Regions from separate parts of the Homo sapiens genome. Here all the other regions are linked to region 3. The links are chromatin loops, found by intact Hi-C in ENCODE. Cell type or tissue: B cell. All regions are shown on one strand.

Evidence for each region. Peaks named below come from ENCODE experiments on the same cell type or tissue, not always from the same donor. Only the 100,000 strongest peaks of a DNase experiment are listed, where the experiment ranks them.
Region 1: it touches region 3 in a loop (12-fold over the local background); 42 of 110 quality-filtered maps call a loop at or near these places.
Region 2: a loop joins it to region 3, with 14 times the contacts of the local background. A loop is called at or near these places in 9 of 110 quality-filtered maps.

Annotation. Positions count from the first base shown.
Region 1 is chr3:114,040,241-114,048,240 of GRCh38, reverse strand. CCDC191 (coiled-coil domain containing 191) reads left to right here. Exons shown (of 17, transcript NM_020817.2): 3 at 1,509-1,650; 4 at 5,395-5,538. Among named protein-coding and RNA genes, the nearest start is that of CCDC191, 12 kb to the left of the region's middle. In B cell, CTCF peaks have their summits at 4,683 and 4,883 (motif pointing right); a DNase peak (open chromatin) is centred at 4,840.
Region 2 is chr3:114,415,652-114,423,651 of GRCh38, reverse strand. The region is part of intron 7 of ZBTB20 (zinc finger and BTB domain containing 20); the gene reads left to right. Among named protein-coding and RNA genes, the nearest start is that of ZBTB20-AS5, 34 kb to the left of the region's middle. In B cell, CTCF peaks have their summits at 4,565 and 4,766 (motif pointing right); a DNase peak (open chromatin) is centred at 4,791.
Region 3 is chr3:113,732,390-113,740,389 of GRCh38, reverse strand. All of the region lies in intron 1 of NAA50 (N-alpha-acetyltransferase 50, NatE catalytic subunit), which reads left to right. Among named protein-coding and RNA genes, the nearest start is that of NAA50, 9.9 kb to the left of the region's middle. In B cell, CTCF peaks have their summits at 3,530 and 3,730 (motif pointing left); a DNase peak (open chromatin) is centred at 3,729; H3K27ac peaks cover 1,844 bases.

The DNA of each region.
Region 1 (8,000 bases), 310 kb before region 3:
AACATGGTAGCAATGGAGGTGATGGAAAGGGGTCAGATTCTGTATATATTTTAAAAATAGAGTCAACAGATGTCCTGATCAATTATATGTGGGGTGAGAAAGAGAGAGATAGATTGGATTAAGGACGCCAAAGTTTTCATCCTGAGGAATGTAGTTGTCACTATCTGAGTTGGAAGAAACACAGCAATCATGGGAGAAAGCAGGTTTCTGGGAGGGGGAAGTTAGGGGTTAAGTTATAAAATAAGTTTTAACATTTTTTTTCTTTTGAGACAGAGTCTCGCTCTGTCACTCGAGCTGGAGTACAGTGGCACAATCTCAGCTCACTGCAACCTCTGCCTCCCGGGTTCAAGTGATTCTCATGCCTCAGCTGCCCAAGTAGCTGAGATTACAGGCTCATGCCACCACACCCGGCTAATTTTTGTATTTTTAGTAGATACAGGGTTTCACCGTGTTGGCCAGGCTGGTCTTGAACTCCCGACCTCAAGTGATCCACCCGCCTCGGCCTCCCAAAGTGCTGGGATTACAGCATGAGCCACCGTGCCCAGCTTTAAAATTTATTTAATTAAATTTATTTATTTTGAGACAGTCTCACTTTGTCACCCAGGCAGGAGTGCAGTGGCATGAACACAGCTCACTGTGGTCCCAACCCTCTGGGCTCAAGCGATTCCTCCTGCCTCAGCCTCTGAAGTAGCTAGGATTATAGGTGTGCACAACCACACCCGGCTAATTTTTTATTTTTTAACTAGAGTTGGAGTCTCACTAAGTGCCCCAGGCTGGTCTCAAACTCCTGAGCTTAGGCAGTCCTCCCATTTTGGCCTTCCAAAGTGCTATGATTACAGGCATGAGCCACTGCACCCAGCCTAATATAAGCGTTTTTATTCTGTGCAGGTAAATAAAAACACTAAGGCAGTTTGTCCACTTCTGCTGTTTCTTCCCCCAATCCTGCAAATTTGGTCATGTTTTTACTAGACTCTTGCTGTTGAGTTAAAACATTCTAGATGGCTACAGTTCAGTGATTCTGTTTATTCCAATTTTATTGAACCTAATATATGATTGCCTAATATGAGATGGGAGATTTCCTTCAGGAGTACTAATTTGCTGAAGTGTGGTTACTCTACCTCTGGTTCATATTCATATGCAAGTCCTAAGGGCATGAAAACTAATAAAATATAATATTTTTTATTTAAAGTAAAATATCCATGTCTCAGGATCCTATCACTAATGCCCTAAACAAAAGTTATCTAAATCTTAATAACTTTTATTCAAATATCAAAATTGTGAACATCTGTTAGAACTTGGTAAAATACTGCAATTAATTTAATATTATATATGAAACCTCCCAGAATATTTGGGGGTAGATGTTTAAACCTCAAGAGTTTCTCCAAAAATGGAAAAATGAACGAATCTTAGTAGGTGGTAGAAAATCAGTTTCTTGAGTAGGAGAGAAATTCTCTAACTGAACAAATTTGTTGTCATCTTTATGGATTTTTTTTTCTGTTATATTGAAGAGAGTGGAGAAAGCCTCAGAGTTTGCAGTGTCAAATGCATTTTTTACTAGAAATTCAGATTTACCTAGAAGTCCCTGGGGCCAAATCACAGATTTGAAAACATCTGAGCAAATAGAGGATCATGATGAAATCTATGCAGAAGGTAAGAGAATGCATTTTCTGCTGCGATGTTAACAATTCTTAAAGCATAACCCATGATGCATTTCAAAGTAGAGAATGGAAGTTTTCTTACTCTTGTTCTTAATTTCCCTTTCTTTCTACTCCCCTGAAACTATTTTACTCTGGAATTAACTCCAATATTACAAGTAAGGATATACTTAAGCCTCATTTTGTTTCCCAAATTAGAACCACATCCAGAGGTAGTTTGATACAACAGCTAATTGGTGAATGCTGTAAGATATTAGTCCTGTGACAAAGATGGTAGCATGTTAATTTGATCAGATATTATACAGATAATTTGACTATAGTCTATAAATCAGTTTTATTCCTGATAAAGAGACCCTAAAAACAGTTTAACCTTCCTATGTCCCAGAAGCATTTACTCTTCTGGAATTTGGTATTTTCGTTACTGATGCCCTGGGGAACTCTACCATTTAGGTATAGAAGGAATCAGGAAGGACCAACAAAGGAGACTGAGAAAGGGAGGCCACTGTGGTAGATGGAAAGTCAAGAGTGTGATGTCCTACAAGCCAACTTCCATTTGGATGACTCATGTCTCCAGTTATTCCATTTATTTCTTCATTTATTCAACACACATATACTCTGTGCTAGGTACAGTTGTAGGCACTGGAAGTACTGGTTATGAACAAGAGAGACAAAGCCCTTGCTTTCATGAAATATACATTTCTTGTGGGAATAAAGAAAATTTTACAGTGATCCAGTAGTAATAAGTCCTTCAAGTTCAGACCTGAGTCAGCAAGGAGCAAGGAGTCAGTTGAACAATGTGATGGGGGAAGCATCCAGGCAGATGGAAAGGGAGCATGAAGTACAGACAGGCATGGTGTGCTGCAGGAAGACCCATGTGGCTGGAGCTTCCCCACAGAGAGAAGCTGGCGGGAGTGAGGAGAAGGTATGTCACATAGGGCTTTCCAAGCCTGGGGAAAGAATTTAGATTTTACTCTGAGTATGACAGGATAGAATTGAAGGGTTTTAAGCAGAGGAGTAATATGACAGTTTATAAAATATATGAAGGATTTAGCAGGGCATGGTGGTGGGTGCCTGTAATCCCAGCTACTTGGGAGGCTGAAGCAGGAGAATCACTTGAATTCGGAAGGCAGAGGTTGCAGTGAGCCAAGATCTTGCCACTGCACTCCAGCCTGGGTGACAGAGCGAGACTCCATCTCAATAAATAAACAAATAATAAATTAAATATAGGAAGAATGGATTATAGGGGAGAAAAAGAGAGAAAAGGGCAACCAGTGGGAGGCTGTTGGTGGTGGTCTGGGTGAGCAGTAATGGTGAGTGGTTTAGAGTGGTTGATAGTACTGGAGCTAGAGAAAGGAGATTGATTCTGAAATTGGCTTGGCTGATCTTGCCCACCCCACCTCCCACCCTGCCAGTAGAGATACCCAATATACTTTAGCCTGTTAAGGGTTTTGAGAAGTCCTGCAGTTGAAAAGAAATGTTTACTTGCCTCATTTCCCATGCTGCCTAGACCATGAACCTCTTTTTATCCTGAAATCTGTATATTATCCTGAGAAACTAGTGATTCACATTAGGAACATGGTTTGGTATATGGATAGAACACCAATGGATAGAACATGGTTTTCAAAGGTTTATATCATTTTTTTTCTCCTATCATAAACTATACTAATATTCTACAAAAGTAGTGTTCTGAGGAACATACTTTGAAAATCTGTGCTTTAAGGTAGTTTGTATACTTCTCATGTGGTCTAACACAAGGTATTTCTACAGTTTAACCCCTCCAAGGGAAGTTTTATTTGTTTTTGGGGGGCACTTCACAGTAAATCCCCATTTACCAATGAATGTTATTTAGTAGGTGTGAATTATTTTGCATATAAATTACTATACACATAAATGTTTGAATTATTATATGCAAGGGCTACTCAGTAAATATCTTCTCCCTTTCTCTACCTTCCCCTGAAAGCCAATGGCATTTGTTGCTAGTATGCTTTTAACACTTCGTTTATATTACTCTGATTTATTTTTTCCTATTTTATCTGTATTAAATGCCTCTTGGCATCATTTAATGTAAACACCCCATTCCCTAAGAACTAACTATGCAATAATGATCATCATAATGATGAAGGTAATGAGAAAATAGACAAAAGAGCTGTTTGATAGTAATAACAATGATGAAAGCTATGCTAAAGCAGGCATTTTCCCCATACCTAAATAATTTCAGGAAATTTTCTTAATAGCATTAAGAAAGAAATCCAAATGGAGGTTAGCTTTCAGGATATCACACTCTTTGATTTTCCTCCTACCTCAATGGCCTAGTCAGCTTTCCTAGTTCCACCTTCTCTCTTCAACCGCTAAATCCTGGAGTTCCTCAGCACTCAGTCCTTGAACCTCCTCTGTGTCTACCTTCCTCCTTTGGTAATTTCATCCACTTCTATGATTTTAAATACAGTCTGCGTGCTGAAAACTTCCACATTTATTTCTTCAGCTTGGACCTCTCCCCTGAAATCCAGAGTATTGTAGCCAATACCATATTTGACATCCCTATTTGGATGTCTCCTAAACATCTCAAACCTAACATGTCTGGGACCGAACTCCTAATCTTCCTCCTCAAGCCTGCTGCTATCCTTGGCCTTCCCCGTCTCAGTAAATGGCATCATCATCCTTGCAGTTGCTTAAGCCAAAAAACTCATAGATTTCTTTCTCTCATGTCCTATATCCAGTCCATTAGCAAGTCATGTCAACTCCACCTCAAAACATTCTTTTCTGTAATCTGACCATTGTTAATACCTCCACTCCCAGATCCAGGCCACCATCACCTCTCTTTTGGATTATTATACTTGTTTCCCAATTGGTGTTCCCTACCTCCGTGCTTATCCCCTATAGTTTATTTTAACTTAATGGTCAAAGTGATTCTCTTAAAATATATCACCTCTGTGCTCACATCTCTCCTGTGGCTTCCCATTGTACTCAGAGTAAAAGCCAAAGTAGCTAGAATTGTGTCAAGAGTGTAAGCAAGGGAATTTCAGCCTCAGGACTATTGACATTTTGGGCTAGAGAATTTTTGTGGGGGCTGTCCTGTGAATTGCAAATGTTTAGCAGCATCCCTGGCCTCTACCTACTAGACAGTAGTATTGCTTCCCCAGTTATGACAACACAAAATGGCTCTAGACATTGGCATAAGTCCACTGGGGGGCAAGATTGCACCTGGTTGATAATCATTGCCCTAAACATTCCCCTAAACCTGATCTGCACATTACCCCTCCAACCTCATCTCCTGCTGTCTCCTCCTCACTTCTCTCTGACCACACTGGCCTCCTTGCTGTTTTTCCAACACTGTAGATACTCCTGCACAGGACCTCTGCATTTGCTTTCCCTCTGCAGAGAATAATATTACCTTATAGATCCTCACTTCTCTATCTTTCTTCCCTTCTTTGCTCAAATATCTTTTTCTCAGTGAAGCTTTCTTTTACCTCCCAATTTAAAGCTACAACACCCATCTTCCATGTCTTCCTGTCCCTGCCTTTTCTCTTATTTACTTATTGTCTCTCTTCCCCAATTGGAATGTAAGTTTCATGATGCTAGGGCTTATTTTTTCAGTTTTGTTCACTGTTGTATTCCAGTATCTAGAACAGTACTTGACACGATAGGTACTCAATTAATATTTATTGAATAAATGAAAACAGTGAATAAAGAAAATCTCTGAAGTAACTGAAATACTTAACATGTTTTTGTTTTATTGTAGCTCAGGAGCTGGTCAATGACTGGTTAGACACCAAACTTAAGCAAGAATTAGCAAGTGAGGAAGAAGGTGATGCTAAAAACACTGTGTCAAGTGTCACTATTATGCCGGAAGCCAATGGCCATTTGAAATATGACAAGTTTGATGGTAAGAACTTACCTGATTGTTCTAAGTTTTAACATCTAATGAATGTGTCTAAGAAGTCTTTTAATTGTTTTGAATAACAAATGATACATATTTAAGTTTTCTGTGTTTTTTTTAGTTTTTATTATTGGTTTTAATTTATCATGGTTAAATGTAAATTTCTTATGCTATATCTTCAGTAAATTCATGGTGTTTTAAAAATTAAAATATTCTATTACAGTTATCCCTAACTAACTGTGAGGAATTAGTTCCAGGACCCCCTGGCCCCCACAGATACCAAACTCCTCAGATGTTCTAGTCTTGTGCGTATCCTCTCGCATACTTTAAATCATCTCTAGACAACTTACAATACCTAATACAGTATAAATTCTATGTAAATAGTTGTTATACTGTATTTTAAAATGTTTATTATTTTTTATTGTTGTATTGTTATTTTTAATTTTTTTCAAATATTTTTGAACTGCAGTTGGTTGAATCCAAGAATGTGGCATCTGCAGATAGGGAGGGCCAACTGTATTTATAATTCTGCTTATGATTAGAATAGCAATTAATGCTGTTTCAGAGTGCCTCTTCCTCATATATCATTGGACTGTTTGATGCAGACTACATTTAAGTACTCATATGTCATTTTTATATTTATAAAATGCTTCTTATTTATCTGTTAGTTATTACTTATAAGGGAGGTTATTACTTTTCTAGTTTTTTTTTCCAGAGGAGAGAAAAACCACTACTGTGCACAGAGCCAGTGTCAGACAATTTATTACTTATAAGGGAGGTTATTACTTTTCTAGTTTTTTTTTCCAGAGGAGAGAAAAACCACTACTGTGCACAGAGCCAGCGTCAGACAAGTTAGATGGCTGACGTGTAAGGATTTATCTAATACACTCAAGGGTCTGAGTATTTTTTCCCTGAGCATAGGGATAGTCATGGTAACAGTGGGGCAGCTCCCCATACATGACTCAGATACCCTTGGTGAATTCACCTGACATCATTCTCCTTGTTTAGGACTCTGCAAAATCCCCAGCTTGAGGATCACAAAACTATCAGCTTGTAAAATTAGAAGAATCCTTCAAGACTAGGTAGTCTGATCTACCCTCCTCGCCAACCCAGATAGAGATCTTCTACAGTGTCCCTAACTTGTAGTGATGTATCCTCTGCCTGAACACCTTCCGGGATTGGGAGCCTACACTTTGGGTAGAGCCCATTCAACTGCTGTGAGGCTCTAATTCTCATAGAAGTTTCCGTTAGTTAGGAGAATTAAGATTTTGTCTTCAGTAACGTTTTACCCTATGGTACAACTAAAATAACATGTTCTCTCTCAAGAACGTTTTATTTTTTGTAGGAGTTGTTACCATATTTGACCACTCATATAGTTCTATGTTTCCAGATTAAATAGCACCAGTACTCTCAACAATTTTTTTATACCACATGGTTTCTAGGTCTTATCATCCTCGTTGCTGCCTTCTGGACATTTTCTAGTTTATTAATGTCATTATTAAAGTGTGGTACTTCAGTACTTCATATTTGTTCTGAAGCAAATATATGGAATCTAATGAAACTATTACTTCTTTTGATATAGTACTAATAGATCTAATTATATCCCTTTACTTAGATTGGTTGATATCATCTAGTGCCATGCCAGGCCTCAATCATCGTATGCTGGTAGAGTTTTTTTTTTTTAATTGAAATATTGAACAAATATTTATGTAACCATTAAAAAGGATATTTACCAAAAATGTTAATTAACATATTATCTCAATAGACACAGAAAAGGCACTTAACAAAATCTAACATACATTCCTGAAAAATGCTTCTCAGCAAACTAGTAATGCAAGAGAAATTCTTCAACTTGATAAAGGCCATTTACATAAGACATGTAGAAAACAAATACCAAAATGATAAGTGTAAGCTTTATCAGGAATTACATTAAATATAAATGCATTTAATTAAACACTCCAGTCCAAATGCAGAGATTGGCAGAATGGATTAAAAATACATATGCTATCTACAAGAGACATATGTTCAATTTAAAGTACAAATAGGTTGAAAGGAAAAGGATGGAAAAAGATATACCATGCAAATAGTAAGCAAAAGAGAGCTACAGTTACTATGTTAATATAAAAATAAGACTTTTTATTTTTATTTTTTTCTTTGATTTTTAATTTTCCCAAAAATAGACTTTTAAAGAAAAAATTGTTACTAGAAACAAAAAGTGCATTTTCTAACGATAAAAGAGTCAATCCATCAGAAAAACATAACAACTATAAATATATATACACCTGACAAAAGACTCCCAAGGTAGATGAAGCAAAAATTGACAAAATTGAAGACAGAAATGGAATTCAACAATAATACAATCATGTGTTGCTTAATGAAGAGGATAAGTCCTGCAAAATGCATCATTAGGTGATTTTGTCATTGTGTGAACATTATAGAGTGTACTTACACAAACCTGGATGATAGAG
Region 2 (8,000 bases), 680 kb before region 3:
TCAATCCCTCATACTTCATAAACCCCCTTTTTAAATGTTTAATCTGAGTTATAGGTAAGGAACATCTATTAACACATCATCTTACTAATGACCATTATCAAATTATCTCTTTAATATTTTGGGCAAACAAGGAAGGAAGGTTCTTTGGCCTTTGCTCTGAACCCTTGCTAAGCTTTCCCCATTTCCATTAAGTATGGAACTTTGAATTCCAAGGTATAAAACACAGGGTGAATGTAAGTCATCCACTTCTTTGTTAACTTTTGTTAACTTCTTTGTTAACTTTTATAAGCATTTTATTTGTAAAGCACATTTTATGCTTAGTTAAGTCTATGAGAGCTGAGCCTGACACACCAGAGTGATGTTCTGTAGTATAAACTCCTTACAGACTAATAATTGTTGATCAGTGAGAAAGTCATTTGAGCTCACTAGGTACCATTGTACAAAATTTTGTGGTTAAAGAGTGTTCCATGGAAGCTTGACAGTGAAAGAGGGAGTTAGTGGCTCAACTGAAAGCTCAGTGAAGTTTAGACATTGGTTAAATCAAATTTGAGAATGCCATATTTGATTTAAAGATTAAATATTAAAATGTTGCCCTTTGATTATGGGAGAAAAGGGCTTGCCTGGGGAAGAACATGGGTAGAGCTAGGCCCTTACTGCCAAATGATGGAAAATACCCTTTCCATGTTGCCTTCTACCCAGGAGGGGTGAAGTAGACTTTGACTACTTTGCCAATCATTGGTCATGCTGCTGTAAAGGTAAAGGTGACTGACCCAAAATATATATAACACCATTTTTTTCAGTAGCTTATGATATAATTTCATCTCATCCATCAATAAATAAGAACACACAGGTGTCATTCTCCCCAAATGAGAAATGGAAAAATTGAGGCTCTGTAAGGTTCAGTACCTTGCTTAGTGTTACCTAAATAATCAGCGGTTACATCAAAACCAGAACTAAGTTTGATGTCTAGAAGCTACAGAATGTAATTTTCAGGACCAAGTGGAACAAGTTATGTTCAGTTTGATTTTAATGCATTTCAGAATCTGGACAACATCTTACAAAATGTCTGATTATATCCTATTTTTTCTGTAGATTTCTAGAAAGGGAATTACAATTGGGGGTGCAGGGTAAATCTATTTTCTGACAGTGGTATGCCTTTGCTCTTACAATCTTATCAGCTGAATTGAGGGAAAATTCATATTCCATGTCAAATTCATGTAAGGCGGGTAACGTCCGGTTGCAGTATATTCACAAAATATACTTTCTTGCTGTGTGTTCATAAAGTCCTACTTCACAGCCACAAGGTTTGTAGATCTTTGACACAAGAGAAGTGGCAGCAACAACTCCAAAGGGGACTGTGTCCTTTGTTGTCTAAGAGTGGCTTCTAGGTGAGCTTTGAATCCCATTGTGAGAATTCCAGGAGTGTGGAACAAAATAGGAAAGCTATAGACTGAGCAGACGATGTAGTGGTCTAAGTAAAATGTAGTTAGTCTTTCATTTCTCTTCATTTTACCCTCTATCATGCCGTAGTGAGACAGAAGAGCTGATTTAAATAGTGAAAGAATTCTTCTAAACTTCATCTACTTGTGTGTTCAACGGGGCTGGAGGGAGGCTATAAAAGAAAGTCATGGAACAGAGCTATACTTGTGCTTGTTTCATGCCTTGTAGCAGATTAGTCTTTGGGGCCATTCCATGGGAGATTGCACTAAGATACAGCCCGAAACAAAGTGATGTTGAGTGAGAGGGAGAGACAGGGTGGTGTCAACCAGATGAGGGACACTGGAGGAGAGGGAATATTTTCCCTGAAAGGCTCACCACCCACGCAGAGTTAAAAAAAAAAAAAATCTGTAGTCTTAAAATGACTTTAATGTCTTATTTTTTCCTTCACCAGGAAATTAACATTCAGAAAGTTATGTTTTTGAATGTGTCCTGATGTATGTCTAAATCAGGAGTACATTTTTATGGCTAGGTTATAAACCCATCATAATAGTGAGGGGTTAAAATGGAATGCCTTCAAAAGATAACCTATACCTACTGCAGGCTTGAAACTCGATTAGCCCAGCTATTAAAACCAGGAGGACAAACTGTTTCTTCCCTGGATTCAAAAGCTGTTAGGCTACGGCATGACCCAGTACAAAAGTTTTCTGAATCTCTCTCCACTTTACAAAACGTCGGCTCATTGCTGCCGTCTGCAGTGAAGCTGTTTACAGCTCTGTGCTAAGTGGAAAGTTCAAATCAATTATTGTCCATTAGAGTTTAGGTATAACTGATGAAATATCCCCAGAGGAGTATTGTAAATGTATCAAGACGTCCTTCCCCATTATAGAAATGGGGACGCATAGTGAATTACTTACCTTCTCTCTTACCCTTAATGCCTCTGAAAGGCTGCTGGGCAGACAGAGCTCATCTTGTCTTGCTGGGCTTTAAAGTGAGAACTTTACCATTTGGTGAACATGCATAGTGAGCTGGCAAAAAGTAAATTTCAACTCTCTAGACTATCCTGTGGACATAAAGGTCTAAGAAACAAAAGATAGGAAAAGCCCTAAGAATTGATTAAAGCCAAAACCCACAAGTTCCCTGGTAATCAAGATATTTTAGAAATATAAGCTTCTTATTAACAATCAAATGAGAAAAGCTTTGACTCCAAGTCTTTAGCAAATGATGGTATGGTTTAATGCCAAATAATTTGTGCTAGGCTACTTTCTTTCATAAAACTGGTTCTCTAGATTTGTCTGTATCTGGCTTCAGCAGGACAGAAAAGGAGACCCACTGACTTCTCAAGTGCAAGAGAGATAGTTCTAATTTTCCAGAATCTGTTATTCAGTTATAGAGTCTAATAGTGACTTCCACCTCATAAAGGCCAGAACTGAGAGGAAGAAGAGGGTCTTATTTGTAATCTTCTATAACATGAGATGGAATAGAAGGCATTTTACTTCCTTTTAGAGTTGTCTTTACTTATTCCCTTTCCCTAGTTGTGCCCCAGAGCAATCCCTGTGCCCTAGAGACCCTAAGGCTGAAATGCACAGGGACTTGTCTTGACATGGGAAAGACTGGATAGTATTCTTCAGAGTGCTATGATTTTTCAAAAACCAGAGAAGAGTCAGACAAAAGTCAAGGAGACATCATTCTCCTGTATCAACCTTTCCTTCCTGTATGTGCACAGGCGGGCAAGACACCTTTTTATTCGTTCAGCTCCAATGGGTGCCCTACAGGGAAGCACTGGAACATAATTCCAACCCAGACTGCCAGTCGCAATGGGGATAAGAAGCATCTTTAAAATGCAACACTGATTTCTTTGTGTTTCTTTAACACCAAGGATAACTCCAAGGATGTTTCTTTCTGCTGACAGCTCTGTCCGTGGTGCTAAGTAGGAAATTGGCTGTATTTCCTCCTTTTGGCCCATACTGCTTACCCCCAGCTCTCCTGGGCTTCCCCATATCTATCTATAGAGATGCTAATTGCTATACAGTAAATCTAGTTGAGATGAAAACAATGCTTCCAGGATATTTATCAAGTTAGATTTTCTTCTAGATCACTCAGGTAATGAGAGTTTTCATGTTGCTTTGTAGCTCTATCTAGATAAGTCTGTTGCTCTTTTTAAGTTTACAAGGAGAAGTCCATTGGGACCTACCTTTCATTACTAAACCAATACTTTTTTACCAAATTATGTACTGTAAAAACTGTCACTAACTCAGAGAGCGATCTGGGCCATGCCCACCCAGTTCCCCTCCCCTCAAGTGTACATCTACTCACATATCACCAGCTTCGAACAATTTATGATATTTAAAGATTTAGCCAATTTATTTCCCACATTCATAATAAGGGCCATTGCCCTGGTGCACTCAGCATGCACACGGTATGTTTCTCTTCTTTCGGATTTCATTTATTCTCTTTGGTATGTCAGTTGTTTTGGCAACGTAGATTGTATAATTGTTTCCTCTTGGTGTTTTAGGAGAATTATTTTATATGCTAAGTGTGAGACTAAAACTTAGTGATTAAAGTCTAAATCCTGTAAAATAATTAAAATTATACAAAGAGGATGGCCTTCAGATTTGTCCTGTGTCTTAATGACAAAATGCCAAAGAACTGTACAGGTCCCTATCTTTCTTCATTGGGAGTACAGCATCTGGGTGCTACACTTGAAAAGCAGCCTCAATGTGACAGCATTAAATATATACCCACAGTACCAAATGTGTGTTTAGAGTTATTTTCCTGCCCTATTACTATGTGTTTAGTCAGTCCTTTCTCAAATCAGCTTCCCTGTTCTGAAACCCATTTTGCTTGCCCTCTTCTGACTACCAGCCAGCACACCCATAGACTGCTAATACGCTTGCTCAGAGTTAAGGAGCAGTCCTGGTTTTCAAGTTTCTTGTAGCCATTATTTGTGTTCCAAATTATGTTACTGTGTCTGTATTAATTTTATGTTTCTGAAAGTGAACTCCGTGTATTTCAAGGCAGCACGGTTTCTTTTTTGTATTTTCCAGGGAACTGGTGTTTTTAATGTCATGTGAGGACAACATTACACAATGGATCTTTGGCAGGGATACACAGAAATGAATACCGTGTGCGAACAAACATTAAATGGCAGTCTTAATTACAGAGTTTGATTCTGTTGTTTTTAATGCCCTTCAATTTTATAATTTGATGGAAAATGCATCAACACAGCTATTTTCTTTCTACCCTAAATGATTAAAGATTGATATACCCCCAAACCAGTAGCTTGTTAGATCTGGTTAATCAGGTAGGTCTTACATTTCATCCACTAGAGGGCAGTAGGGATACACATCCACAGCAACCAATATGTGCAACATATGGTCGATGTGGAAACATAGTAGCCATAGCTTTCCTGTGTATGAAAAATTCCCATTACAGTGTTGCTTCACTTATAATTATATTGAAAGTAAACACTAATTCACAGACGGACTACGCATATTTTATTTCAACATACCCCACTAGTGTTTTGTCTATTCTACTTTAAAATGCCCTGAGTAATGAAACTTCTACTACTTCCCTTGGGAAACTGTATCAAAACCCAACTGTTCTCACTGCTTGATTTTTTTTTTTTTAATATACTCAAGATCTATTAGTCTTTCTTCTAGTTCATTTATAACTCTATTGAAATCTATTCCATTTTTTCTTATGATAAGGCTAGTTTCATTCTGGAAAGCAAATGTTTATTGAGAGCCTATTGTGTGTAAGATATCACTAAGTGAATGTATGGCCACAACTGACAAGGGTTGCAATACAGAATTTGAATAAATTTGCATGACTCAGAAAGCTAAAGAAGAAACTCTCCCAGGTCAAATGTCAGAAGAAAAGTTGGTCTCAGTTCTAAAATGAGTAATAGCCATAAGGCTGTCACAGCTTGGGGAAATGTTTAGTTGTACTTAGATTTCTGTATTGAAATTCAAAGGGCATCAGGAATGCTTGGTAACATCAGATAACACCTAAAGAATTGTGAGGTATGCAGCTAACACATCAGTGGGTTCATGCCAAGCAAATGACCTGGAAGTTTACTAATCAAGGTTGATCCTTCTTCCTTTCACAGCTGATGGCCAGATTAGCCTAGAAGTTTCAGAATCTATACTGAGAATCATTATATGCATTTATGAAGGATAGGAAATGGGTTAGTGAATTTACCCAAGGTGGGCGTACCTTGATTATGTTGCATTGTCTATTTTCTATCATCGACTTTTTGGGTCCAATCTTGGTCACTACACACACTACACAATGGGAAAGCGATCCAAGTTCATGTGCAATACTCTGGTTTGCATCATTAGTTTCTTGGCATATACTTTGATTATTAAGTATCTGAAGGGGAGGGTAGAAGAAATCCAAGCCAAGAAAGTTCCTTTAAGGCTAGAACTCACAATTACACACTTGTTTAAAAGTCCTTTTTTCCTTTACATTAAAGACAGAGCAAGATTTTTTGCTCTATTGAGTATATTCATCTGGAAGGATTTCCATAAGGCTGTCCTGATCACTAAGAGCAATTCCCAGATAGACGTGTATGCAAACAAGAACTGTTCAGACTCCAAGAGCAAAAATTGAACACTGCAGAAATTCCAGAAATGATACTACCTTTTATATTAACGTCCTTTGAGCCTCTGTAGGAAGTAAACTATTCTCCAGAGTTTTTGAAATAAAGCACTTTCTTTTGCCAATTAAGAGCGCAAGAATGTGGTTTCATAGACTGTGGTTTCATTTTCTTAAGGAAAATAGTAGGGACGGTTACAGAATCTTCGTGGAAGTCTACACAATACCATAACCCAGGTTTCTATCACAAACAAAGCTTAGATTTGAAATTTATGTCACCTGTAATAAAGTCCACATGAGTGTTTTCTGTGGAAGTAATTAAGTGCAAATGTGCAACAGCCATTTTTGTGTTTTTGTTTGTTTCAAAATACCAGAGGTGATTAGGCCATATTATGAACTAATTACTTACTTAATTTATTTAAGTTGAAACGAGTTTTTGAGTTATACGAGGGCCAGAAACAAGAACTCGTTAATCCATTCTGCACATCACTGAAAAGAACAAAACAAAGAAGTTAACGCCTTTATTTTATTATGTTACAACACACTAATATTTTGAACACTGATGAGGACCCAAGTGGTCAAAACATCTGTATTTGGTAAGAAAATAAAACAAACTCTTTTTTTCCACCACCATTTGGTTCTTTCAGTGGTGTGCTGAAATTCAGAATGAATCACCAAAGGTATTAAAATGGTGTGTCCTTTTTAGTACATTTTCCTATGGCATTTAAAAGATTCTTCAAACATATTTGAAAATAGTAAATAAATGACCTACAAAACTCAATATTTTCTTAAATTTGGAAGTAAACCACATTCATTCCTGGGCTTGGGACTCTATACACCAAGTTTCAAACCGGAGCATATTTTGGTATTTTGATAGTTGAGTTATAACCCCCTGAAAAGAGGGACTGATTATGTGCAGTAAGGACAGCTGCCCATGGAGCTGCAGCTGAGCTGCTAAAATAAAGCTAGTGTTTACCTGTCGCTGCTGACCAAGAGATGTGAGACTCAGTAGATCTGTTCTGTAGACCCTAAGAGAAGCTCTGTCAGCACTCTGCGATTGAGTTTCACCGTCTGCGTCTATACTTAGCCAGCTTCTAGAAGGGGAGAAAGTGGGGGATACAATACACTCATGGAAGCAAAACCAAAACAAAACAAAACCCTGTATGTTGCAAGCAAATTGAAAATGTCAGAGAATATTTATGATCCAAGGTTACTTGTTCTAATGTTTGATTCTTTATCTTCCAGGTTCTAATCCCTCTATTTAGTTAGTTGTTTTTTTTTTTTTTTTTAAGTATTGCTAAGGAATTGAAATTATCATATGTCTGACCACAATGATCAGGTGGTTGATATTATTAAGTGTCTCAATTTTTATTTTCACAAGTTCTTTTATGACTTGATTCTCATTATCTAAAGCAAAATTCTGGCATGTGATTGCCACCTAAATCCCTGGGTGTACCATACGTGGGCAAATTCTATGCTCAACTATAGTATTTACAAAGAGGTAGTGGCTCAATCTGTAATACTGGCTAAGTCATTTCCCACCCCTGTAGGAGATGGGGTGACTGCAATGGAAGCAGACTTCTGTTTTTCCATGTGAAAAGTGAAGAGGAAAAAAATATCTGTAATTTTCATATCCCAACTGAATGTTGTAGGGATTTGATGAGCTATTTATGCAATCTTAAAATCAGGGAATTCTCTCAGGATTGGTTATCTCTTTTGGGAAGAGGCTACTGGCAAGAACACTTTCAGGTGATTCAAAGAGTCTGAATAGTAAGATTGTTCTTGTAGCACAACTACTATATGGTGATACCACTGACTCAATGTCAGTGAGACCCACGTTTTAAGTTATTTCGCCCAGGAGTTCAGATGCATTAGTATCAAGCCCCGTGCTCTCTCTTGGCCCCACTCCATTTAACCCTAAATTAGAATCCTTGACTATGAAATAGAGTTTTTCTCTATTCCAA
Region 3 (8,000 bases):
ACCCTGTCTCAAAAAGAAAAAACTCACAGTTATTGGTCCGTTTTTATGTTTGAAACAACTTAGATATGTGGATCTACTGCAGATTTTGTGAAATGTAAATACAGATCAAATATTTCTAAGGAAAATGAGTAGTTGAATTGGGCCATGCTGTAAGTGTAGTAAACTGGATTTTAAAGACTTGGAATAAAAAAAATTTTTAAGGTAAAATAAGTTTTATTTTGACTACATGTTGAAATGATTTCTTCCCCTTGTAAATGTGGATGCTAAACTTGAATGAAAAAAAACTTCTAAGGGAAAATAAGTTTTATTTTGACTACATGTTTAAATGATTTCTCCCTCTTGTAAATGTGGATACTAAACTTGAATGAAAAAGTTTTTAAGGTAAAATAAGTTTTATTTTGATTACATGTTGAAATGATTTCTTCCCCTTGTAAATGTGAATACTAAACTTTTTTTTGTTATATCAAGGAAGTCTTCCCAAGATATTAAACATTTTAAAATTTTGTATGTCACTTGTATATCTGTTGGACGGTCCTGTGCTAAACCCATAAAAAAGCCAAAGTTGTATAAAACAGGATCTTTTCCCTTAGAATCTACTTCCCATCCCAGATGGTAGATATTTCTAAATGTTTCAACTTGTGGGCCAACAGAAAGTTTATGGCTGTTTATACCTCTGTGTTGAAGGATTTTGAGGCGAATCTGGTTTTTTGGTTAAAGTGTTGCCATTCAGTCACTTGGTCTGCTGTGAAAGGGTAGGGAAGAGATAATTGGAAGTATTCATCTTTCTTGAGCTAGTGCAAGCTATATTCTGCCTCTGTCAGAAACTTGTTCTCCAACTCCAGAGGCTTCTTACCTCAGTCCCCTATAGTGCTGTAGTGAATGCTTGTTCATAAAACTACCTGACACACATCCTTAATTACTTCTTTTGGATAATTTCCTAAGAATGAATTTTCTGGATCAAAAGGTACTGACATTTTTAAAGCTCTGGTGTTTCTTGCCAGTTGACCTCCAAAAAGATAGTAGCAATTTATTCTGTCAGCAATGTATGAGAATGTCCTTCTCTTTCCAAGGGCTAACGAAAGGGAAGGGCACGTGGAAAAACCTCAGGAAAACATATTGTGGCTGACATTTCAGCCATGAATGGTATAAATTTTCTTTGCGATGCGTTCAATACATTTAAATACATTAAAATGATAGAAATAACTAATAGCTTCCTTACAAGTTGTCTTTGAGTAAATATTCACATTTTGCTTTAACTCTACTTTTACTTTGCTGATTAGGTGATAAACGGCATTTCCTTTTTTAAAGATTTGATGATTATTTAGTGAAGTTTGGACATATACCATTTTTACTGGTCATTTTGTGACGTAAGTTGTTTATAACTTACCCAGTTATTAATTGGGATGATGATTGCCTTAACTTCAAATTGTAAAACAAAGATGATATTCTTTAGAGAGTAGGGGTGAGACATTAGGGCCCAGGTCATTTGAAATAAAAATTTTTAGAGGTGAAACTTGGTAAACAAGGATAAGCAAGGAAAATATTTTGTACTTAGGAGCACTTCAAACACTTCTTTTTCCAGAAAATTAGGGTATATTTAAAGGTATGTTTGGGTTCCCCTGCTTCTAGTGTATATAATTTGTTACTTATTTTAAAGGAAACTTACTATAATGCAAAAAGCATTGAACTAAAAGCAACCAAGTTTTAGTTTTATGTACCACAAATGATAGCTAGCAGTAGGGTCACTAATAAAGGTGTTTCAACCTCTGGGCCTTGGTTGTCTTTTAAGGGAATGGCTTGAATCTGAATAGGAATGGCCAAAGATTCTAGCTTGTGTGCCAGTTCTATTTTGTAGGTATCTGGGGAAGCAGAATTAACAGAGATTAAAATAGGACATAAAGAATACATAGAAAACTAAATTTCTCTATTGGATGAACGGTGGGCTCTTCATAGATTGTAGAGGTAGTTCTAATTTCTTATGGAAAGTGATGCTGTCTCTTTTGGATGTGTTGAATTTGAGATTCTTGTAGAGATCACCAGTAACCAGTCAGAAATATTGGCTTGGATTCAGAGATTTGGAAATAAAAACATTAACATTTAGATGGCAGTGAAAGAAAAGCCATAAGCTGGCAAGGAGCTTTCTTAACTGAATATGTGGATGACAGTGGAAACAATTTTCCACAGAATAATTTGATTCTTTTTAGGTTATATTCTTGAGCAGATTGTGCCCATGTGTGTATTTAGCATTAGTAACCGACCATATAATTGCTGAGATTTTTATACCTCTGATACTTGCAGGCATACAGTTTGGAGAGCTGATCCACCCCACCTTCGCTTTTTTCAAAGAAATAGAGTCAGGGTTTTGCCATGTTGCCCAGGCTGGTCTCGAACTCCTGGACTCAAAGGATCTGCCCACTTTGGCTTCCCAAAATGCTGGGATTACAGGCCTGAGCTACCATGCCCAGCCCCTTTTACTTTTAAAATTACTGCCAAACCTCTAGATCAGTAACTGCCAACTAGGGCAACCCCCCACCCCCTCTTCCCAATTATTGGTAATGTCTGAAGACACTTTTGGTTGTCCTAACAGGATGTAGGAGAGTTCTGGCACCCAGTGGGTAAAATCTAGGGATGCTGCTGAGTATTCTGCAGTGTACCAGAAAGGCCCTTTACAACAAAGAATAATGTAGCCCCAAATGCTAATGTTGAGATTGAGAAACCCTGCTGTAAAATCTAGGTAAGATGGAACTTACTAAAAGTAATTTAGTAATTCCCTGAAATAATCTGAGATCCTGCCCTAAGTCTTATAGTTTTATAGAAGAGGTAAGATACAAGAATAAATGTTTGTAGCAGGGCAGAGGTGCCTTGTAAGGACAGAAACGGTAATATAGTTCATATGAGGTAGAAATCTCAGTGGGTGACAGGTTAAGACCTCATGAGCAGTTAGTGTTGAAACTGTGTGATAAATTCTGAATGGGCTTACTTTCAGGTTGAAGGAATTTATTTTCCAGAGGAATCACTCTTTCATGTAATTTACTACAGGGTAAGAGTTTAGAAACATTACTGCTAGCAAAGAAAAAATTACCTCCCTTCTAACCCCTTGACATTTTTAAATCAAAGGACCATTTGATCCTAACTAAAAGATGCTTTGAGTTTTATGCAAATGCACCTTTATCAGTATACGTCAGAAAAATGTTTACCAATAGATCTCTCTCCCTTTTTTTAAAAAGTGACCTTGAGGGGTAAAGGTCATTCCTTTGACAGAAATTGTTGTGACTGATCTTGTGCTACAATGGAAATTAAGAGACATAGGCTTGATTCTGGCTTTATCCATAACTGTCTGTATAACTATAGGTACATTTGTCTCTTGGGGGTTTAGTTTCATCATCTGTAAAATGAAGGGGGAGTAGATCCAGTCCAGATCAAATACTCTGCACAACAAATGAACAGGCAGTTAAAATTATGTGCCAAGGTACTCTTAATACTCACTAAAAGTATAAACAGGCTTTAAGCTTTCTCTATACTTCATTTTCACTTTTTGTTATATAACTTAAAAAGTCACACTTTGAGCCTGGTGTGGTGATGTGGTGCCTGTTGTCCCAATAGCTCAGGAGGCTGAGGCTGGAAGATCACTTAAGCCCAGCAGTTCAAGGCCCCTGGGCAATATAGTGAAACCATCCTTCTTAAAAAAACCACTTTTTACCGAGACCCACTTTTGTGGAGTCATATCCCCATCTTGTGGCCTTTCAGAATATTGCTACTAAATGTTTTTACAATTATGAGCATAATTGGCAATGGGTTGAATAGCTAAAAACATTTGCGTCCATAATATCTGACATCGCTGTGCCAAAATTTAATGTGCATTAACTCATCACACTGCTTGATTTATAGGCCAAGGGTAAAGTTTTCTTACTAGCATAGTCTAACCCAGAAGTTATGTACGTGAAATTATAATCTTGTGGCACAAATTAATAGCCGATGGGAGTCTATAAAGAGGCAGATAAGTAACTGCATTTTTCACATTTAAGGACTTAATATAAAGTATCTGTAGGCACTTTGGCAGTAGCGGTTTCTTATTTACATCACAGTCTGTCCCACTTTTCCTTAGTCTAAAAATTCTGGTATGAAAATGCCTTGGGGTTTGATTGTTATGAATCTGAAAAACAAGAAAAAGCACATCACACCAGTTTACTTGAGCTGAGAGAGTAATTTAGTGTATTTAATAACAACTGTCTTCAATTTTCTACAGGTAGGGCTGTAAACTCTACTGCCAACAGGAACCACATAAAGTAGATCAGTAAAGCAAGAGAAGCTGCAATTTGAGACTTTATGTAAAATCGTTTCATTTAAATATTAGCATCGAACTTAATGTAAAAACCAGAAACAAAAAGGAAAAACTGTGAATCAGGCCAGGCACGGTGGCTTGCGCCTGTAATCCCAGCACTTTCGGGGGCCGAGGTGAGAGACCAGGAATTCGAGACCAGCAGTTGGAGACCAGCCTGGCCAACATGGCGAAACCCTGTCTCTACTAAAAATGCAAAAATTAGCTGGGCATGGTGGCGGGCACCGTAGTCCCAGCTACTCGGTAGGCTGAGGCATGAGAATCGCTTGAACCTGGGAGGCAGAGGTTGCAGTAAGCTGAGATTGAGCCACTGCACTCTAGCCTGAGCTTCTGAGGGAGACTGTCTCAAAAACCAAACAAACAAAAAACCTGTGGGTCAAATAGTTGTGACCACATGGCTGATTTAACTCTTAGGCTGGCAATTTGTGTCTTATATACAGAGTAAAGGTCTTAAACTACTGATAAATTAAGATAGTCTACATTGTTACATCATATTACATTCTTAACAGAAGTAAGCAAACAATTCATGATCCGTTGTGATCATATAGGATAGTTTTTCCAATGACCCGTTCTCTATGCCCATCCTTAGCCCTTGTTTCCCTCAGCAGATTTCTCAGATTTAGGAATTTACGCACATGCCGTGGGAAATTTAATTTAGATGGGTGTTAAATTTGGATGATGATTTACATAACAAGCTTAATTACAAAAGTAAAGCTGCCAAGGTGGAATTTGAGAATCTGAATTTTTAACTGGCAAGATGATTCTGGTATATAACCAGGTTTGGGATCCATTCTTTGATTTTGTAACACTACTCACTCTCCAGGTTTTTTCCTCCCTTCTCTTGAACATTGTTTCTTGGACATCTTTGTAGGTTCCTGTTCTTTTACGTCTAAAATTCAAGTGTTTCTTACATTCTTTTCTTTGACCTTCTTACTACAGACATCCTTGGTAGTCTCATATAGTCCCATAATCAAAGGTTATATGCTATGAATTAGTTATGTTTCAGGAAATAGCTGTCAAAGCAATGTGTTATAAAAGAGAATTCTTTCATTTAAAAAGTCCAAGTGCATTTCCCTTTACTACCTAGTTTTTATTTAACATTAGCATTGCTTCAGTCTCATTGGGTAACATTTAGACTGCATTATATAAATCATTTTTAAAATTGCCCATTCATACCTTAAAAGCGTTTGACACTAGTTTTGATGGAAAAAAAAACTATCAGAACATGTATTTATAGGTGTTTATTCCAAAAGCAAAGATGATAACAGACTGTCTGGACACTGCTGAAATTTGGAAGAGTGATCTGGTACTTAAATGGAAGGCTCACTCATTCAGCTCTCATTCAATTTCTGTTCTATATAAACTGAAGCCTTGTGCAGCTGGGGATTGAGAAATCGTGTTTTAAATGTTTGAAGGTCTTGCCTCCTTTTACTTGTTCATATAGTAAGAAATAAACGAGGAATCATTTACTTTCTACTTTGAGTTTTAGTATCAAAAATAACATGCCTGGAAAGTACTGCAGTTTGTTGTACCTTATATAATGAGTAATGTTTGTATTTTATTTAATTTTTTGTTAGGGATTCTTTTTCAGCTTTTATCTTAGATCCAGGGGGTACATGTACCGGTTTGTTACGTGGGTGTGTTGCATGATGCTGAGGTTTAGTGTACAATTGATCTTGTCACCTGGGTAGTGAGCATGATACCCAGCAGGTAGTTTTTCACCTCTTGCCCCTCCCTCCCTTCTCCCTCTTCTAGTAGTCCCCAGTATCTGTTGTTCCCATCTTTATGTTCATATGTACCCAGTGTTCAGCTCCCACATATAAGTGAGAACATGCAGTATTGAGTGTTCTGTTACTTTAATTTACTTAGGATAATGGCCTCCAGCTGCATCCATATTGCTGCAAAGAATGTGATTTTGTTCTTTTTTATGGTTATGTAGTATTCCATGGTGTATGTGTGGAAATCTTTAAACATTTATGAAATGAAACAGTAGAATGAGCCCCATCAATCAACTACAGTAAGTAGGATCGATTCCCATTTTATTTCATCTTTGTTTGACCTATACTTTTCCCTTTTCCTTTTTTGCTGGGGCACTTCCAAAAGAAACTCTAGATGTAGTATCCTTTTCCAAATCTCTAAATACTTTAATATTTAATATGAATATTTTTTCTGTCTTTTTTTTTTTTTTTTTTTTTTTGGAGACAGAGTCTTGCTCTGTCACCCAGGCTGGAGTGCAGCATCGTGATCTCAGCTCACTGAAACCTCCACCTCCCAGGTTCAAACGATTCTCCTGCCTCAGCCTCCTGAGTAGCTGGGATTACAGGTGTGCGCCACCACACCTGGCTAATTTTTGGTACTTTTAGTAGAGATGGGGTTTCGCCATGTTGGCCAGGCTGGTCTTAAACTCCCTAACTCAGGTGATTCACCTGCCTCAGCCGCCCAAAGTGCTGGGATTACAGGCATGAGCCACCATGCCTGGCCTTTAATATCTTTAATATGAATCTTTAACAGAGAAGGATTTTTTAAACAATTACAATACCTTATATTATCTTATGATCTGATATCCAGTTTGTACTTATTTTCTGTCTTGTAAATGTCTTTTAAAAATAGATTTTTTTTCACATTAGAATCCAGAAAGGTTCACAAATTGCAGTTGGCTGAAATGCCTTATCTCTTACGCTAATAGTTCCTCCACTAATTAAAAAAAAAAATTGAGTAGTTTTAGATTTTTAGAAAAATTGCAAAGATGCTATAAAGAATTCCCAGTTTTCTCATATTACTAACACCTTACATTAGTATGATACCGTGGTAAGAAAATGAAAAGACAAGCTACAATTGAGATTAGTTGCAAAATCATCTGTCTGATAAAGGACTTGTATCCAGAATATATAAAGAACTCTTACAACTCACTAAGACAAGCAATCCAATGTAAAAGCAGGAGTACAAAATTAGTGTAAAAAATTCTAGGTTTATTCTCAGGGCTAAACCATGGGCAAGAGATTTAAAGAGTGATTTTACAAAAAAAAAAAAAAATGGCTAATAGCCATACAAAAACATACTCAACATCATTAGTCAGTAGAGAAATACGTCCAATGAGATATCACATCACACCAGTAGAATGGCTATTAACAGAAAGGCAATAAAAGGTATAGAGAAACTGGAACCCTGATACATTACTGATGGAAATATAAACGTCACAGCCACAGTTTAGAGGTTAAATGTCTGAAATGGGTTTCACTGGGCTAAAATCAAGGTGTTGGCAGACAGAGTGATTTTAAATAGTGTCCTTCAAAAATTATTATCTATCTGGAACCTCAGCATGTGAGCTAAGTTAGAAATAGGGTCTTTGCAGATATAATTGAGTTCATATGAATTAGAGCAGGTCCTGAATGTAATGACTAGCGTCCTTATAAGAAGAGTAAAGGAAACAGACACACCACAAAGACAATGTGAAGATGGAGGTAGGCTGCCCCAAGCGTGGGGCCACCGAAGCTGGAAGGGGCAAGGAAAGATTCCTAGAGTTTTGAGAACATGGCCCTGCTGACAGCTTGATTTTGGACTTCTAGCCTCCTGTACTATAAGAGAATAAGTTTGTTGCTTCAAGCCACTGAGTTTGTGGTAATTTTTAAAGATAGCCCTAGGATACTAATACAGTAGGATT